Linked DNA regions of Homo sapiens: region 2 is linked to region 1. Evidence: chromatin contacts called from ENCODE Hi-C or POLR2A ChIA-PET data. All regions are on one chromosome and are shown on one strand. Each heading gives the region's core, a stretch centred on a gene start or an enhancer-like site at or near the end of the contact. The rest is flanking DNA. Distances are from core to core; before and after follow the strand shown.

What was found. A loop is a pair of places that touch in the nucleus more often than their neighbours do. ChIA-PET counts read pairs that join two places held with the same protein, here RNA polymerase II (POLR2A). Pooled maps may share reads with other maps.
Region 2: a loop to region 1 is called in a map with no recorded cell type, with 5 times the contacts of the local background. The contact joins the enhancer-like site here to the promoter of EIF4G2 in region 1. A Hi-C loop is called at or near these places in 1 of 37 single-sample maps with no recorded cell type and 2 of 50 pooled maps. POLR2A ChIA-PET finds 5 or more read pairs at or near these places in 1 of 52 experiments (activated CD4-positive, alpha-beta T cell).

What each region holds. Positions count from the first base shown.
Region 1 is chr11:10,807,308-10,813,213 of GRCh38, forward strand. It overlaps EIF4G2 (eukaryotic translation initiation factor 4 gamma 2), which reads right to left and starts at 1,619. Exons shown (of 22, transcript NM_001418.4): 1 at 1,398-1,619; 2 at 1-74. LOC101928053 (a long non-coding RNA gene) reads left to right here and starts at 1,990. Exons shown (of 3, transcript NR_120540.1): 1 at 1,990-2,059; 2 at 2,550-2,614. RefSeq lists enhancers at 392-471, 1,202-1,461, 1,972-2,021, 2,097-2,703 and a silencer at 1,742-1,791.
Region 2 is chr11:11,447,460-11,453,365 of GRCh38, forward strand. GALNT18 (polypeptide N-acetylgalactosaminyltransferase 18) reads right to left here. Exons shown (of 11, transcript NM_198516.3): 2 at 1,285-1,477. Among named protein-coding and RNA genes, the nearest start is that of CSNK2A3, 97 kb to the left of the region's middle. Within about 2 kb of position 3,777, at least 2 of the 41 ENCODE cell types and tissues checked have a DNase peak (open chromatin) inside an H3K27ac peak, as active enhancers do.

The DNA of each region.
Region 1 (5,906 bases), core at 369-2,868:
ACAACGAAGAATCTTCAAAAGAATAATATTAATAGATGGGGTGGGGAGGGGAGGGGACAGGAGAAATGAAATACCTGGAACGAGAAAGAGCACCAAAATTAGACACTGCTAACATACAGATCTATAAGCCTTCATTCAATTACAACGTATTTCAGATCCTGGCACTGTCACTGCATTGCAGATCTGTAAGACTAACCTAAAATGTACTCAAAACACTGACAATTACATTTTGTTTAGCCACCTGGAAATTCCCCGGTGTTCAAGGATGCAAAGAGACTTCGTAGAACACAAGAGCATTTTAAACGGCTCAGAACGAATCTTTTGAAAAAGCCACATTCTACTATCTTTAAAACTGAGCACTGAGATCAATAGAAAAGTCTAACTACAGACACGAGCAACATCACGTGGAAAATGTCTGCCCTAGGAATTTTTACTGCCTTGACGAGGCCAGCGACTAGATGAGGTCTCTCCGAAAGCTCTTCAGCAGTTTTCCCCTGTCCACCCTTTCGCCTCCTCCCCGTGGAGAGCTCGTGGAAAGACGCGCGAGAGGGGGCCGGGTGTACAGGACTAGCACTTGCAGGCGGAAGACCAGGGCCACAACATGGCAGCAGGAACCTCCGCCCCGTTTTTCCCTTCCTGGGAACAAAAGAGCGGAGCATTCCTCCCACCCAGGCGCAAGTTAGGGAAGTGCTTCCGACAACCTCCCCGCGAGGCCCGGGTCGCTCGACGGGGAGGAGCAGCTGAGGCCACCCCCGCCAGCCCGGCGCCCAGCTCTTTGTTCTCCAAGCAGGAAGGCGGCCTCCTGCCCACCCGCCGCCTCCAAGCGGGCCCCCTCCTGCACCATAAATCCCCCCGGGACTGACAACCGCCTCGCCACGGCCTCCTCTGCTGACAAAAGGGGCAGAAATCATCACTCTCTCTTTCCTCCCCGACGAAGGGCAGCCCCTGCCGACTCCAGGTCCTACACACCTCCCCGCCGGGAGGCCAGGCTCCGGGACGCCTGCGGTTCCCTGGTCCCGCGCCAACGGCCTGGCCTTCCCTGCCGGCCCGCGTGCCTCCCGCCACGGCGCTAGCGGTCCGAGCCACGCTCCCTCGCCGTCCGAGCACAGCCGTGCCTCGGTCCGCCACGGCCTCGTCCCTGCAGGCGTCGGCCATCCGGCCATGACCGCACGGCGGCCTGGCCAACACTGACGTTTTCCTTCTACTCCGTCAGCAACAGGAAGAGAGAACAAAAGCCAAGACTTTCCAGGTATCTGAAGCGCAGAGGAAATGCTAAAAAAGGGTCGCCCCACCCGGCTCCGCCTGCGGCCGCCATTTTGTACCACTCGAGAAGAAGCGACCAGGGACGGCGGCCATTTTAGAGCGCTCCACTCGGCGGCGGCAGCGGCTCAACTCACCTTCACCGAGAACTCAGCAGCTGCCACCGCAGCTGCCTCCTCAGGATCCGGTCGTCGGGGATAGGGAAGGGAGGGGAAAGGGGAACGGAAAACAAAAAAAAGGGGGAGGGAAGGGGGAGGAAGGAGTCGGGGACGGCCTCAAACTCAGCTCAGAGGAGTCGCTGCTGCAGCCGCCACTCGGTACCCGCTGCCACCTCCATAGAGCTCCGACTCACTGCTGGCGCTAAGGCGTGTCTGAAGCCGAACTTATCACTCTTGGGGCAGCCGAACCCACCAGAGTCTCCCCGAATGGCTCCTTCGCCGCCCAATCAGCGGCCCGGTTGCCGTCTGCCACCAATCCGCGCAGGGCAGCGAGGAGGAGCCACAGGGCTGAGCTCGGTTGCGGCGCAGCCCCGCCGCAGTGCGCAAAGCCATATTCGCGAAGTCTCTGAGGCTGAGCCAGTGGCGTAAGGGGCGCCGAGCGCTGTCGAGATGAGGGTTGCGTGCGTAAAGCCGGAGAGCCCTTTTGAGTCTGCGTTGGCGTGGCTGCTGCTTCTTGCTCCAGTCCCTTTGTTCACTGAGTCCATATGCCATGCTCCAGTTGTATCATCCCCTTTTCCCTCGACCTCGTTTTCTCACCGGGAATATGGGAAGAAAACGCACCCTTACCTCCCCCGAACCCTGTGCGTGGCGAGTGAGCATTGCTTTTCTTGGCGCCCCTTGGAGCTGTGGCTGCCCTCGCGTGCCTGGCCTCTCCCGGGGCTGAGCCCTTCGGGTTGAGGCCTGGAGCCCCCGGGCGCAGCGCCGGGACACTACCCGGCTCCAGGTCCTCGGCTTCGGCAGCCTTAGGGAACCCAGAAAGTAGTGGGGAGGAGGCGAGACGTGCGCCCGGATGCCAAAGGGGAGCTTCATTCAGCTCCTTATTGGCCCACCCCCTGCAGAGTGAATGAGAAAGTGATGAAAGGAAGGGGTTGATTTTCTTCGAACCGCACAGAAGAAGCTGCTTTTCCCATAGGAATGTCCGGCTGGCGGTCACCGAGGAAAACACCCTGTGTGTCAGACTTCCGCGGGTGTTTGGAGGATTTCGAATTGCTAGCTCCTGTTTTTTTTTGTTTTTTGTTTGTTTAAGTGCACGTTAAACATTGTCAGTTGTGTATTTTCATTTTATTTAAGGTTCACCATAAGAAATAGGATTAAGCTTTTCAAAGCCGGCAAGTTGAACTATTTATACTTACCAGGTAATGTATTGATGAGTACCTTATTCCATCGTTTGCGACATTGTAGCTATACTAAAATGGAGTCATACTTCCATAAACTTAAACAACAAAAATGTCCCCATCTCCATTTTAACATGTAGTACTTTTACAGTGTATAGTCAAAGGCAAGAATGTGTGTGTTTTAACATGAATGACTTTTAAAGTGTTCAGTAAGAGGCAGGATTTTCAAAGACCCAAACTTAACCTTTGATGTGTCAAAACAGCTCTTGGTATTAGAGCACCTGGTCCTTAATACAATTTTCCGGAAAATTGCAGTTTTTCCTACGACATTTAAATGTAATAGAAGGCTGTGGTGTGGCTCTGAAGGTTTTTAACACAATTCCAACATCTGTAGATCTTTGCTATAGAATAGTCACCATTCCCTACTTTACTGTTACTACACTTATTGCTATTACATCAATTTTACTTGAACTTTAAAACTTGGAAGAGATATTCTAAAAAAAAAAAAAAACTATTTTGGGGTGGTGGTGGTGGTGCAAGTTTTGTTTTAAATACAAGAGGTTTCACTTTGTATTTCTTTGGACCCTTCTAGCTTCATGATAACACGAGAATAATGTTTCTTTATAATTTCTGTAGGGCTTTAAGGTTTGGAAAAATGCATTAGTATATGTGATATTTTTACATAACTGGTTTACATTCCATTTATCTGATAATGAACGAATACATTAGTTTACTAAGAAGAGTAGTATTCAAAAACTATTGTCTAGACTTCAAAGAGAATATTCACCTAGCCGTAAAAGTCGGATGTTCTTATAATTAAGACACTTAAAATTCAGTAATTAAAAATTTAAAAAAGGTTTTACTTAATATTTTATTTAATCTTTGCTAATTGGGAACCCTTTTGGTATGGGCTTTGCAGATATGAGTTTATGTGAGAAATTGACCTGGAAGGGAATAACCTAAGGTAGAAAAAGTAAAAATATTGATAAAACAATCTTTCAATTACCTTTCTCTCACTTAAATAGAAAGATTTGAAGTTGAAATCGTACCTGCAAAGCCCATTGCAGAAGGGTTCACAATTAGCAAAGATTAAATAAAAACATTAAGTAAAACCTTTAGAAAAAAAAATTTTTTTTTGAGACAGAGTCTCACTTTGTCACTCAGGCTGGAGTGTAGTGGTGTGATCTCTGCACACTGCAGCCTCCACCTCCTGGGTTCAAGCAGTTCTCGTGCCTCAGCCTCCTGAGTAGCTGGGATTACAAGCATGTGCCACCACGCCCAGCTAATTTTTGTATTTCTACTTGAGATGGGGTTTCACCATGTTGCCCAGACTGGTCTCAAACTCCTGACCTCAAGTGATCCACCCGTCTGGGCCTCCCAAAATACTGGGATTACAGGTGTGAGCCACTGTGCCCAGTGTAAAAAATTTTTAATTATTGAATTTTAAGTGTCTTAATTATAAGAACATCTAGCTTTTAGGGCTAGATGAATATACTCTTTGAAGTCTAGACAATAGTTTTTTTTCAAATCGAAATATATTTAAGTGAGGGAAATAAACATTGAAACTTTCTAAATGTTTCCATCACGTCATGGATATATGAAAATTCAGCAGCACTTTTGGAGGCCAAGCTGGGAGGATTCTTTGAGCCCAGGAGTTGGAGACCAATCTGGGCAACATAGGGAGACCCCCCCATCTCTAAAATTAAAAATTAATCCAGATGTGGTGACATGCATCTGTAGTCCCAGCTACTTGGGAGGCTGACATGGGCGAATCCCTTAAGCCCAGGACTTTGAGGCTGCACTAAGCCATGGTCACGCCACTGCACTCCAGCCAGGGCAGTAGAGTGAGATCCTGTCTCAAAAAAAATAAAATGCTAGGCATGGTGGCTGATGCCTGCAATCCCAGCTCTTTTGGAGACTGAAGCAGGTGGGTAGCTTGAGCTCAGGAGTTTGAGACTAGCCTGGGCAACGTGGTGAAAACCTGTCTCTACAAAAAATACAAAAATTAGCCTGTGTCCCACATGCCTGTAGTACCAGCTACTTGGGAGGCTGAGGCAGTAGGATGGCTTGAGCCCTGGAGGTCGAGGCTGAAGTGAGCCATGATCATGTCACTGCACTCCAGCCTGGGTAACAGAGCGAAATCCTATCTTAAACACACACACACACACAGAGTCATTGTCTGGAATTTAGCTTTTAGTTCATTGAAAATTGAATTTTAAATATACCCACTTAAGTCTGCTAGTTTTCCACTGCTAGTTTTATCAGTTTTCTCTAAGTCCTGACTAACTTGTTAACTCATATATTTTTGCCTTATTTTAACTAATCATGTCAAGTGCTGGTTACTATTCTAACACATACTGTTTTGGAAGCATCTACCATCCTCTCTGTGCTTATGAATTCCCTAATCATTTACCTTCAGCCCAGATCTCTCACTTTACATCCAGTTCTGAATTTCCAACAGCCTTTTGCTCAGAGATGCAAACTTGAAGCCATAGTTTGAGCCACAGTAGTTTTAAACACTTGAATTTGATATTCACACAAATTTTTGCATACAAATCCAGATTTCCATCTTTTCATGAAAAATCTTAAAATATGGCAATACTGGGCCTGAAATTCTCATAGGGCAACATTCAAGCATAACTAAGTAGAACTACCTTCTCTCGATGTTTTGATTTCTCCACAGTTGCATCTGACTTGATTCACTCATTTATGTTCCCATCTGGCCTCTATAGCCATTTTGCTTTTTTGAGTTGTTTGCTCAAATTCAACAGATTCCATATGTAAACTGGTCATCTTCCTATGAGGAAAAGTAGTTAGACCAGTTGAGGTCAAATGTCTTCTCTACCATTTACTGTGTAACTTTGGGCAAATAATTTAATTACTCTTACTCAGTTTCTAAAACTGTAAAATCGGAATGATAGTAGTATTTATATGGTGGTTGTAAAGATTAAATGAGATAATGTATGTAAGGCACGTAGGTTAGACCCCGACTTAGAATTTAATGTTAGTTTCCATATTCTCAATAATATTGATTAACCAGCTGTTTCACAACTACTTTAATTTTGTTAAGGAGTCTATTATTCTTCTATGCTAGAAACTTGACCATATTTTTTTTCCTTTTGCTCAGATTTAACATTCAATCACTTACTGAATCCTGGTGCTCCTTCTCTCCAAATGTTTCTTGCATTCATCTTCCTCCCTACAACATCATTGCATGTATGCTAATCCAGCCCTTACTAAACTTTTCTCCTGGATTATTGCAAAATTCTAGTTGATCTTCTGTAGTCTTTCCCTACTAGTCTGTATATTCCTG
Region 2 (5,906 bases), core at 2,527-5,026, 640 kb after region 1:
GCTCTGTGAAGCAGGGGTTTCTGTATGTTTTGTTCACTGCTTTGTCCCTTGTATTAGTCCATTCTCATGCTGCTATGAAGAAATACCTGTGACTGGGTAATTTATAAAGGAAGGAGGTTCAATTGACTCACAGTTCTGCATGGCTGGGGAGGCCTCAGGAAACTTACAATCATGGTGGAAGGCACCTCCTCACAGGGTGGCAGGAGAGAGAATGAGAGCCAGCAGGGAAAATGCCAGACGCTTATAAAACCATCAGATCTCATGAGAACTTACTCACTATCAGGAGAACAGTATGGGGGAAACCACCCCCATGATTCAGTTACCTCCTACCTGGTCCCTCCCACAATATGTGGGGATTATGGGAACTACAATTCAAGATGAGACTTGGGTGGAGACACAGCCAAACCGTATCATCCCTGTGTCTAGACTATGCTGGCACAGAAGTGCTTAATAAATGACCTGCAAGTGAAAGCACATTCTTCTCTCCCTTTGGACATCCTCAGCTGCTCTTTCATCCTAGCCGAGCCAGGTTCTCCCTGAGCCACAAATAACCATACCCAATTATACAGTATACAGCAGGTGTTCAATGAATGTCTGTGGAGCTGAACTGAATCTTCTCCCTAAAAGAACACGGCCTCCAAACCCAGCAGCAAGATCTTTCTCAAAGACTCCAGATATAAGCTCACTGTGGTTTGCAGCTTTTAAAAAAATGTAAAAATGAGGAGAAAAGGGGGAAAACACTGTGGGGGGGAGCTCACAAAAATTAATGAGATTTTCTCAGCTGAGGTACATGCCCACATTTTCAATAATTGGGAGTAGTAAGAATTCTCACTGAACCTTAAAGGAACATCCTTCTGTAACAAAGAGAGAAGTCAAGACAGACTTCTCTGTCAGATGTAACGACTTGTTAGCCCCACAAGATAGATGTACTTTAAAAACTAATTTACAGAAAAAAGATTATGCATAAAATGCAACTAATTGGGTTAAAATGACGTATTAACAGGAATGTGAGATGATTGTAGTGTCCTTAACGAGTAAATTAAGTTGTTAATCCTCAAAATCTCTACTGGAAGAAAGCTTTGCCCCTACTCAGCTAATGGAGAAACTGAGGCTGAGGGAAGAGGAGAGTGACTTGCTGAACGCAAGCCGAGGGGACAGGCCCTGGCTGAAGCAGGAAAGGGACCCAAGAATCCAGGCGCCCAGTCCTGCTCTGTTCCCAGCACTCTGGGGACCCCATCTCCCCATAGGCAGGTCGACAAGGGCCCAGTCACTGACTCTGCTCACCCACTGGGTCTGAGGTCAGGCAGGGGCCGGTCCAGGGGCAGGCGGTCGCTGAGGTAGGCGTTGTAGCCGTAGTACTGGAATTGCTTCAGGGCCACGCGCCGGCCTTCGGGGCTGAGCTCCTGGCCCCAGTGTGCAAACAGAGAGGAGTCTGTGAAGGGCTCGGCCTCTGCCTCCTCAGGCTTGGCAGGAGCCTCTGGAGAAAGAAGGAACAGGAGACAGTGGGTCAGAGTGCACCCCTGCATGTGCCATGACAATCCCTTTCCCTTCCTCACAAACAGCCTTTGGTAAAACAATCTTAGCCCCTTCTTTCGGGGTCAGTGCTGACTTGGGTTTTCATGCTTCCCAAAGACCCATTCATCCATGAATCCATCCATTCATCTAACCCACAACCACCAGGCACAGGAGTTAGAGAAATACACCTGACAGGGTCTGCTGAGAAGCTAATGGATGTGACATTGATGCCCCATGGCTTCAAGTCAGGACCCCCTTTTTCCCCAGTCTGCCTCCCTGCCAGAGATGTTGGCCCCAGCCCTCAAACTGGGCATCTGCTTCTCTGTCCCTAGCCTGTACCCCCATTTCCTGCAATTCCCAAGCCCACCCCACATTGAGGCACCCAAGCTGGGAGTCTACTCCTCCACCCAGTTCTTGCCAGCCCTTCTCCCTCTTCACTGTCTGGTCCTCCAGTGAGTTGCCTGGTGCACCATGTGACATTCACCTGGCTGTCAGCACCCCGGCCAGACTGCCTCCTGCTGCTTCCAGACACTGCCCACCAGAATAGCAAATCCATGACACAGGTGACAGCCAAGCCACACCCAGCCTGCCCTGCGCTCTGGGCCCTGCTCATGGGAGCCCTTGTGGACTTGGTGGAGGCAGCTCAAGGCCAGCACATGGTTTCCCAGGAACTTCCCAGAAAAATGGAGGGGAATCACTAACTGTGAGAGCAGAGGCTTTGAAGTCACACAGTCGTGGATTCCAGTCAGTGCTCCACCACGTCCTGGCTACATGACCATAGCACAGTCAACCTCCCAAGGCCAAAATTCCCCAACCTAGAATGCAGAGATAATAATACCCAACCAGCCTCCAGAGATTGTGAGGATTCCATTAAATAAAGTGTATAAAGCATTTAGATCAGTTTATGTCTCAGAACAAGTGCACAGCCAATGGCAATTAGGGTTATTATAGCAAGGGAAGGTTATTGAAATCTCTCTTTGATGGGGGCTAAAAGATAGATCTTGCCAGGACATGGGCTGATAGTCCAGGACTTTGGAATTACTTCCCTGGGACAGGCCATCAGGTGAATCATTTGAGGTCAGAAATCAGAGAAATTGGACAGAACTGGCAAGCCCACTGGACAGGGTCGTCTATGCTCACAAATTCATGAGGGAAGTAAGAGATGGAGCCAGGAGCCTGGAATGAGACAGTGATCAGAAAAAACAGAAGCAGGTCAGGGACAGGAGAGGCAGGCTTGGGACACCTGCCCACATCCCCTTGTTGGCCTGTATGGAGTCAATGGGTGTATGACACACCTAGGTACAGGCTGGAGATGAGTAAGGAGCTAGGGTTCTGAAGTCTTCAAGGCTGGAGTGCTGGGGCTATGGACTGCCACCTCCTCATGCGATGCTCTCCTAAAAGCCCATCTGAGAGAGAGGAGACTGCCTGGGAACAAAAGAGGGAGGCTTCCAAAACATAGGCTCCCCCTACCATGGAAGGGGTGCTCCAGTGGCAGGAAGCCTCCATCACCAGAAGCAGGCAGAGGCTATCAAGAGTAGAAGGGGACTTAGCAAGCTCACGATCCTGAAAGCAGAGATGCCAGAGACCTCAGTGTGAGAGATGCAAAAAGATCTGTCAACAAACTCCCAGGTGCCGAACTCACTGGGTGCACATGCATTAAGGTACCTCTCCGGGCCACGTCCTCCAAATGGGACACCCCTGTAACTCTTGGGATAACCATCAGAGCTAACACTTGATGAGTGCTCACTCCTACCACGAGCCAGGCTCTGTCCTAAGCATTTTCTCTTATCAACTCATCTCACCCTATAAGGTAGGAATTGTTGTCATCTTCATTTTATATATAAAGAAAGTGAGGCATAGAGAGAATAAAAAACTTGTCCAGGTTCACACAGAAGAAAGTGCAGTAGCTGGATTTCAGTCCTGGGAAGGCTCTCCCCAGGCAGTGGTCCTCCCACTATGCTATACAGCCTCTATAAGGCAATGAGCTGCTAAAGTACGTGAAGTACAAAGACAAACATGGCATACCATCTCGGTGACTGATTTTCCTTAAAGACATAAAAGCAAAGTCGGAAAATTTAAACAGATTAGGATATACTGAAGAATAAAATGCAAACTATGCAAACTCTTCTAAGACACAGCATTGTCAGGATTGCAGTGGCTTGCCCAAATCTCCATCTCAGAACTTGCTCATTCTTCTCCCCTACTAGGCATGCTTGAAGGGTAGCACAAGCATGCATGATCTTGAAGGTCCTTGTTATCTCTAAAAAGATGTATGACTCATTCGTTTGGAATGGGGGGTAGTAAAAATCTAAATCAGTGAACCAACTGAATCATATAATATTTAAAAGAAATGTAGTTTTATTGCTCTCGAATACCTAAGTGGATATTACTAAGTAAAATGAGATCAGTTAATGGAAAATTATGATCCAAAATTAGGCCTGCATTGCATAATAATATATTATAAACATATTAAAGTCCTGGTGACACCACATGGTCCTACCTTTTCACTCAGTATGGGCACGAAGGATGACAAACTCAAAGCCAGTGAGTCCTGAAAGATGAGGTGGAGGGCCTACAGCAGGAAAGGTGTAATATTTGTTGAATTTCTGCCAAGAGTCAAGCACTGCGATAGGTCATTTCCTTATCGAATGTTGCCTCTCTTCCTCCTCACTGGTGCAACTCCACAGAGCAGGACCACATCTGACTTGACCCCTGCTGGACTGCCAGCTCCTAGCACAGTAACTGCTTCTTACAAGGGACTCAATCGATCATTTCAAAATACATCAGTTAATAAGTAACCCATAGTGGTTAGACAAGATGAAACCAAAAGTGAAAAGGTTAAATGTCTAATCCAAGGCCACCCAGTGTGTCAGTGACATCGAATAAAGGCCTGGCTCCTCCAAACTCCACATTCTTTTCTCTACACCAGGGGTGGCAAACCATGGTCCAAGGGCCACTACTTGTCTTTGTAAATAAAGTTTTATTAGAACACAGTCACATCCACTTGTTAACATATTCTCTTTGGAGCTGAAGAGCAGAGTTGAGTATGTATGACAGAGATGATATGACCCGAGAATCTGAAAACACTATCTGATTCTTTAAAAACAAAAAAAAGTGTGCCACCCCCAACATTTTCCCGAGCCCTGTCTGCCCTGTACCTTAGAGTTGACTCTCCTGAGGTAAGGAGGCCTTGCCTCTCTGAACTCTATTTAATTTTCTTTACTTCCAAAGAATTGGTTAAGAACACTGGCTGTGGAGTCAGAATCCTAGGGTTTATCCTCCAGCTCTACCATTTGCCAGTTTGGTCCACCTCACCCTGAGCCTCAGTTTCCTCTTCTGGAAAATGGGGTTGATAACAATAGTGCCTTCTTCATAGAACATGTGTGAGGATAAATGAGATGGTCAGGTAAGGAGCTTGGCACGGTGCCTGGCACATAGTAAGCTCTCCATAAACACTGCTGAAGCCCGCACAAAGCCCACAGCCCTATCGGGCCGCCGGAGTTGGGACAGGAAGGTGACCTTGCCAAGGTCCCCAGCTCTAGAAGATGCTGACGCCTTCCAGCCCCACATGAAGGCTTTCCATGTCCATAGACAAGTGGTCTATGCTTAACCAGACCTGGACTCCACTCCCGTCTCCAGTGAGAAAGCAGGCCTACATGGTCATCCAGCAAAGGGGACCACCTTTGACATAAGGGGGACAGGCAAAGAGGCCTCAGAGAAGTGTCTGGGCTGGGTCTTCTACAGGGGTCCTGGGGTGTTTGGCATATCTGGTGATACCCAGACCCTCTGATGTCTGGCATCTAGGGATGAGGCACCTTCCAGGATTGGACTCTGGCTGAAGCCCCTGCAGGCATTCAGACCTACCTGGGCATGTCTGACCAACTGATGAGGTGACTTAAGAGAAGCACATCTCCAGGGGCTGAGGACTCCCCAGGAGGGCCCATTCGAGGCAGAGATTGAGCAGGGCACAATGAACTCTGTGAGCTGCAAAGCCAGAGAGTGTGAAGGGGAGTATTTGGAGGATTCTGAGCACAACACAGAGGCTGTTACTCGCCCCCTGCCCTCACCCAGCCCTGAGTGCTTGTCTGGGTCCCAGGGAGAAATAGGATGAAAGGGAAAGTGAAGGGGCTGCTTCACCAGACAGCCATGCTTGGGGACCAAGCGGTGCTTGAGTCAGGGAAGGTGGAAGGAAAGGGATGATGTGATTAGGGCAGGTTGGGGAGCCCCAAGTACGGCCTGAGGAGACCCCTGGGCCAGGGGAAACATTACCATGCCACGTCCTTCTCTGATCAGAACCCTCCAAGGGCCTTCCGCCACCTTCTTGTTAAACACCTGCAAGGCCCAGCACTCACCTCCCATCTCTGCCCCTGGTTTTCTCCTCTCCAGCCACA